Regions from separate parts of the Homo sapiens genome. Here regions 1 and 3 are each linked to region 2. A link is an interaction called in ENCODE POLR2A ChIA-PET data of the cell type or tissue named here. Cell type or tissue: CD4-positive, alpha-beta T cell. All regions are shown on one strand.

What was found. Peaks named below come from ENCODE experiments on the same cell type or tissue, not always from the same donor. Only the 100,000 strongest peaks of a DNase experiment are listed, where the experiment ranks them.
Region 1: POLR2A ChIA-PET joins it to region 2 with 6 read pairs; 12 of 35 experiments call an interaction of 5 or more read pairs at or near these places.
Region 3: POLR2A ChIA-PET joins it to region 2 with 9 read pairs; 8 of 35 experiments call an interaction of 5 or more read pairs at or near these places.

Annotation. Positions count from the first base shown.
Region 1 is chr15:38,575,779-38,578,278 of GRCh38, forward strand. No RefSeq gene overlaps it. Among named protein-coding and RNA genes, the nearest start is that of RASGRP1, 12 kb to the left of the region's middle. In CD4-positive, alpha-beta T cell, no CTCF peak of the experiment used is centred here; no DNase peak of the experiment used is centred here; H3K27ac peaks cover 765 bases.
Region 2 is chr15:38,650,579-38,653,078 of GRCh38, forward strand. No RefSeq gene overlaps it. Among named protein-coding and RNA genes, the nearest start is that of LINC02694, 45 kb to the right of the region's middle. In CD4-positive, alpha-beta T cell, no CTCF peak of the experiment used is centred here; DNase peaks (open chromatin) are centred at 863 and 1,273; H3K4me3 peaks cover 2,310 bases; H3K27ac peaks cover 1,722 bases.
Region 3 is chr15:38,585,526-38,588,025 of GRCh38, forward strand. No RefSeq gene overlaps it. Among named protein-coding and RNA genes, the nearest start is that of RASGRP1, 22 kb to the left of the region's middle. In CD4-positive, alpha-beta T cell, no CTCF peak of the experiment used is centred here; no DNase peak of the experiment used is centred here.

The DNA.
Region 1 (2,500 bases), 75 kb before region 2:
AGGGTGCTGCCTGTCTCTTCAAAGGCCCTTTCCAGAGCCCCCCAAAGTCTTTTATATGGATCACAAAACCCACATTTTCAGTCAGATTGGCCTAAATAGTCTCTCTAAATATGATCAAATTTCATGTTGGTGTTTTTTTAAGGATGCTAACACAACAAACAAATTGAAATACATGTTGTCTCATGGCTTTTACTCCTGGTAAGAGGAGAGTTCTTGAAAGGGTTTGCGCAGAGGAGGGATGGAATCTGACTTCTGTTTTAATGGGGTCACTCAGGCTAATGAGCAGCAGGGATGGAAGGTTCTTGGTACAGGTGACCTCCATAATGTTAAGCTGTAAGGGTCTGGCAGGTCTGTGGCTTTCAAACTACTTCAAACATTGCTTCACAGTAAGGGAGCCATTTTATACTCTGTTACCATCAGGTGTACATTTATGCTACGTGTAAAACTGAAACACAAGATACACGAACAACATTTACCCTTACTACATGTGCTTCATTCTCATCCTTCACATTTGTTTCTTTTTCTATTATGACTTTAAAAAATACGCTGGTCAGAACCCACTAAATCCATCCATTACTGGGTTGGGATCACAGTTTACAAAATACAGATCTCTGTCTATCTCCCATGATAACAACAGATCTTGATGATTACTTCTGGAAAAGGGAACTCAGTGGCTCTGAGTCAGGGGACTCTTACTTTTCATTGTCCCTCCTTTTGAAACTTTTATTTTGTATTATTTGCATGTACCTATTCAATAAATAAATGCTATTTTGACTCATTCTGGCATAGAACTTATTGCTTTCTGATTATGGCCTGAATAGGTTTACAAAAACAGAGAGTGAGGCCAGCAAAGGTAAGTTGCAGGAGCAAAGGTAATTTGCTGGTGAATCTACTTTGTTCAACTTCATCAAACAATATCTTTTTTTTTGCAAATGTTTGGGTGGCAGAATGGCATGGTGGTTAAATGTGTGACCTTTGGAGTTAGATTGAGTTGAACTCTCAGCCCTAATGCTTCTTAGTAATGTGACTCTAAGCAGTCAATAACTTTTCTAAGCCTGTTTGTAAAATTGGGTACAAACAACACCTACCTAATAGAACTTTGCGATGATTATATGCCATGACCTACAGCTTGCATGCAGAGGCACTGAAGACACATTAGGGTTTTGAGTGCTTCTTCTGTGCCAGGCTGTGGGCCTACAACAGTGAATGTTTCGGTTACCTAATAAGTGCTACACCATGACATCCAAGGGGCACCTACCCAATATCTTGGCTGATGAAGTGCTAACCTCTCAGAGGAAATGAGGCCTAGGCTAACAAGTAGAGTGAGATAAATAGTGAGCTGAACACAAGTGAGGCAAAAGAGGAGGAGGTGTTTTAGAGAAGAGGAATATGCAGAGGTAAGGAAGAGTAGAACGCTTTGCTGAACTACAACACTCAGGAGCTTATTCTCTGATTCTGTCTCCTCCCCACCTGCCAAGGTGTAAGTAAAGTTTCAAGTCTGACTTAATCTTTTTGCCTTCACAGAGTCCGAGAGGTTTCACACCTTGAAGAGTCCCCCGTGAGTTACTTAAATCCCTCGCTCCACTTTGGATGTGATTAAATTAACACCACTGCCAAGTTTGCCTTTGGGTGCTTGAGATGAAGGCTGCTGAGAAGAAGGCTGAGTTAATTAAAATTCAGCACTGGGCCTCTTTCAAAAGCCTGGCATTGCAATCCGAAGAGCAATAATTTAAATGCTAAAACCAGTTTCGTAATGCAACCACTATTTTTAAGACTCCTATTGTATACCCAGCACCTTACTGCATTAACGCTACTTAATAATTTAACACCTACGAAGATACAAGGGTAAAAGCTGGAAAAAAGCGTTCATAGAAAGATTCAAATTGCCAGGACCAGCCAAAGGATGTGGTTTTCTGAGTACAAAACTGTTTAATTTAATATGCATTTTTAAAATTACTGTGATAAGCGTAGTATTGAAATGAAAACTCCTGAGTATTAATAGATAAACTTGCATGTGAGCAGTGGAGAAAATCATTGCAAATCAATGTGGGTGGGTGTTTCTCAAACTGCGATCATCTGCAGATGCATCCTTAAAGGCTGCAAAATTTTTTTTCTCCCTCAAAAGGGGTCATACTTTACCCATATTTAAGGTGTCCTAAAGTAGTCCACTTCATACACAGATTACAAGCATTTTGCTTCTTGATTTTCAGTTTTCCCACTACCTCTCTGCCAAAGCACAATCTTCCTCATCCCACACAGGGCTTAAGCATATTTTTTTCAGCTTGATTCTTTGTCATGAGAATAAGGAGTGAAACTCTCATAGGGAGAAAGCCGTCTCCCCATACTTCCCATGGAAGTATAACATGGGATAAAATAATTTATCTTCTATGTTCATCTCTTTTGTGCTCTCTGGCTTTGGAATTGGGAAGTGAGATTGTCTCAGTTCAACCCCGAGGATAACCATGTTCTCTGTGAATATAGAGTTTGTATTTCACAAGTC
Region 2 (2,500 bases):
TGCCTAGGGGATGGTTGCTGGCTGGATTAACCAGATTTGCCATTGGCAGGTGGGAGATTTGCACCCCCAGAATTAGGCTTGCTACTCCATTAAGCTTTTGACCACCTAATTTAAACCATATTATTATTTTCTAAATAGGCAACACATTTACATTTTAAAATGCAAAGAGTACAAAAAGATAGGCCATGAAATGTCTTTCTGACCTGGTTCCCCAGGCATGAAGTTTCCCTCCCAAAGGCAACTAATCTGATAGGAGAATGAGGAAAGGAAGAGGAAGAAAGTCAATAAGGCCAATATTGGGAAGGTTACACTTGAGGAGACCTGGGGCTCAAACCTTCTAGGGCACTGGGAGCCAGTGTAAAATTTATCCTGTCTTGTGGATTTTAGATAATCTGTGTGTATAGGGGAGATATTTTATACAGCAGCAGCAGGCTATCCACATTGTGCCATACCTCGCTTTTGTGTGACTTAATATCTCTTGGTAATTGTTCCATGTCAGTGCCCAAAAAGCTTCCTCATTCTTTTTTTTGCAACTGTTCAGTTATCTATTTATGGTTACATCATATTATATTTAACCCATTCTTTACTGGTGTCTGCTCCCATTTGTTGTTCCATTTTGAGCACCAGATTTTAAAACTCATTCCTATAGGACACACAAAGGATTTTATTTCCTAGGAAGAGCTCCATGGCTCCCTGACTTGCTCAACTGTTTTAAACCCCCACCCCACATGGAATAAGCACACTTCACCATTCTCTCACAACAACAATTAAGTCAACTTATCTTTGAATAAGTAGCTGGGGGTGGCGGGGACACACCCCTGAAGTGTGGGTTTAGGTTTGTTTGATTGGGGCGTGTGCTGGGGTGGGTGGAGCAGGATGAAGAATTCTTCATTAGTGTTTCTCATGTTTGAAGTCAGATCTTCTTTCCTAGCTGGGGCCAGAGTCTTCAAGCTTCTAACAGGAGTTTCTAGAGCCACTGAATCTTTCAGAGAACAGGTACAAAAGCTCTCAGCTGGTGTACGAGCAGAGGAAGCGCCTTTACAAGGGGCTGCTTGGAAATGGGGGCAAACTGCTAAATAAGCGTGCAAAAGCAGAAAAGGGCCCAGGGTATTTTTAAACCTCTTACAAATAGGAGCAAGCCCAAATTTAACACGGGCTGGCTTTTTAATGTGGCTTTCTTTTTCACCCACCTTCCCTTCAAAGAGATGCTTTTTTCTTCTTTCTGCTGAAATACAAGGGCTTAGGGAGCAACTACTCGGTTCCAACAAACAGGGCAAGTTAACACTTGTGAGAGCAACACCCAAGCAGCAAAGGAAGCCGTGTTAAAATAAAACCACACCCCCTTCCCCTCCAGGTGACAAAGATAACCAAACCCAGTCTGGCGTCTATGCTCCAGCAACATGCAGGCTGAAGTGAAGGGCAACTGGGCAGGAAAGAGAAGGCGGAACTCGAGGTCATCCATACTGCCCAATTCCCTTGCTCCCCTCTCTTCCTGCCTCTCCAATTCTCATCTTCACCCAGAGCTGGTCTGATGCAGAAAAGTGAGGGGAACTCACTGTACCCATTTCTCTTTCTAAAATATCTCCTCAGGCACCTTAAACCTTTGTTCTTTCTTCCTCCAAAACAGTTCTCAGGAATTTGATACTATAGGATCATCTATTCTAGAGGTAATTAATAAGCTTTAATGAACTGTTCCTTCTAGAAATATTCTTACCCTTAAGCCAAATGATTGTAAAGGTCACAGGGCATTTCAGGCATCAGCTATTTCATGAATGGGAAGTAGTGTGGGTAGAACCCTAGCATGCTCTGGACCTTAAAATCATATCCTATGATTGGTTACCTCACATATGCAAAACCACCGCAGTCTACACCTCTAAACACACTTAAAACACTCTTTCACTGGTAAATAACCTGCATTCCTATATTCCTTTGCAGAACAGCTTGAGTGAAACCTGTGTTTATATGCAATGGTCGAGGCCAGCGGTGTAGAACATACACGCTCACTGCATTCTGGGACAGCTCTGGTCTCCAAGCCCGGAGGTTTAAGCAGTGTGTGGCCAGGCCATTGAGCTGAGAGCATAAGCTTGGTGATACCTATCAACATAAAAATATTCATCCATTACTTTCACTTATTTATTTTATTCACAATTGTATTTGGCTTGAAGCTTGGTGCTGTCTATTTGGGTTTGAATCTCTATCCAGATTCAGAGCCTGATCTGTGTCAGCCTCTATTCTGGAAGCCCCCAGTTTGGGAAAGAGACCATGCAAGGTACACTCAGGTCCTGCCCTGCTGATTAGTTCATGCAAGAGAAGCCTCCCTGACTTCAATCCCTGGGACTAATTCACTTCAAGAGTTGGAATGAGAAGGCACTCAAACCATAAATATATGCAAAGCAGCAGCAAGCAGATTAGAAGAACCTAGCAGATTAAAAGTAAGTAAGCCTGCAGAACCTCTCGTGCAGCCTCCTCTGCCCTTGTCTGGAAGCCACCTTTCTGCAGC
Region 3 (2,500 bases), 65 kb before region 2:
AACAGAACAGAGTCCTCAGGAATAATACCACACATCTACAACCATCCGATCTTTCACAAACCTGACAAAAACAAGAAATGGGGAAAGGATTCCCTGTTTAATAAATGGTGCTGGGAAAACTGGCTAGCCATAGGTAGAAAGCTGAAACTGGATCCCTTCCTTACACCTTATACAAAAATGAATTCAAGATGGATTAAAGACTTAAATGTTAGACCTAAAACCATAAAAACCCTAGAAGAAAACCTAGGCAATACCATTCAGGACATAGGCATGGGCAAGGACTTCATGTCTAAAACACCAAAAGCAATGGCAACAAAAGCCAAAATTGACAAATGGGATCTAATTAAACTAAAGAGCTTCTGCACAGTAAAAGAAACTACCATCAGAATGAACAGGCAACCTACAGAATGGGAGAAAATTTTTACAATCTACCCATCTGACCAAGGGCTAATATCCAGAATCTACAAAGAACTTAAACAAATTTACAAGAAAAAATCGAACAACCCCATCAAAAAGTAGGCAAAGGATATGAACAGACACTTCTCAAAAGAAGATATTTATGCAACCAACAGACACATGAAAAAATGCTCCTCATCATTGGCCATCAGAGAAATGCAAATTAAAACCTCAGTGAGATATCATCTCACACCAGTTAGAATGGCGATCATTAAAAAGTCAGGAAGCAACAGGTGCTGGAGAGGATGTGGGGAAATAGGAACACTTTTACACTATTGTTTGGGACTGTAAACTGGTTCAACCATTGTGGAAGACAGTGTGGCAATTCCTCAAGGATCTAGAACTAGAAATACCATTTGACCCAGCAATCCCATTACTGGGTATATACCCAAAGGATTATAAATCATGCTGCTATAAAGACACATTCACACGTATGTTTATTGTGGCACTATTCACAATAGCAAAGACTTGGAACCAACCGAAATGTCCATCAATGATAGACTGGATGAAGGAAATGTGGCACATATACACCATGGAATACTATGCAGCCATAAGACAGGATGAGTTCATGTCCTTTGTAGGGACATGGATGAAGCTGGAAACCATCATTCTGGGCAAACTATCTCAAGGACAGAAAACAAAACTCCGCATGTTCTCACTCATAGGTGGGAATTGAACAATGAGAACACTTGGACACAGGGTGGGGAACATCACACACTGGGGCCTGTTATGGGGTGGGAGGAGGGGGGAGTGATAGCATTAGGAGATATACCTAATGTAAATGACGAGTTAATGGGTGCAGCACACCGACATGGCACATGTATACATATGAAACAAACCTGCACATTGTGCACATGTACCCTAGAACTTAAAGTATATTAAAAAAAGTAAGAATACATTTCACTTTATCCTCACAAACAAACTTTGTGATGAATTACCATTGTTATTTGTTCTTGCTTTATAGATGAGGAACTTAAGGCTTAGAAAGGTTAAGTAACTCATCCAAGAACACACCCGTGAGCTAGGTTTCAAGTCAGTGTGATGCTGGAGCTCAAGCTTATCACCACTTTGCTACACTGCCTACCCATAATATAACATAATAGATTTTGTACCCTAAACAGTTCAGCTAGCTGGTTATTACCCATTATGAGGAGCTGGGTGAGGTAAAGATGGTAAATAACCAACTCTAACTATATTGTTGATGCTCTAAGGAAGTGCTAACCTTTTAGCTGTCCTATCAACTACAAGTTACAAACCTGAGCGTCATGGGGTCAGAATTTTGGTCTAGTGACAAGCTGCTCCTTGGCCCACCTCAAGTGAGAATTGTCCTAAAGTGACTTAGCCATTGGTTGGGGAAAGAGAAGTCACTGACTTAAAACTTCTGGCCTTACCCTAAGTTTTCAGTTTCAAGTTATTTGAAAAGTGAAAGTACAAATGTTGCCAATGTGCTATTAAATATGTTGGTGGAGGCCACGTTCCCCTATGATACCAGTTCTCACGTGCCAGGTACCATACTTTGTGTGTGTGTGCGTGTTTATATATGCGAGTGTTTTGGGACGGAAGTGTGGTTCTTGCTACAATCTCTTCTCCATGATTCCTTTTCTGAGGGCTTTGGGCCTTCCCTTTAAGAAATGGGGAATTATAAAATCAAGTGATTCAATCATGATTCCTTAGGTCTTTCTAACTACAAACCCAGAAGTTTTATTTATTAATTTGTTTTTGTAACAAGACTCTTAGCTTTTTATTTTACCTTTTATTCTCATGACTGAACTATTAATGGAACTGTGCTCCAGTCTCAAAATCTACTTTCAACAGCTGTGAATATTTTTCTGCAATGCAGACATAAATTCAGACATTTGCTCAGACCTGGTTAAATTAGGGAAAATTAAGACTGATATGGTCTTTTCTCTTTTGGGGATTATTTTGCCCAGTCCCTCAAGCTCCCACCCTACACCATCCTGTCCTGGAATACTCCAGACACCCAGTGTTCTCAGTATCTTTCTACCTTGTTGTTCTACCCAGCCTGCTTGCAGCTTCTGCTACA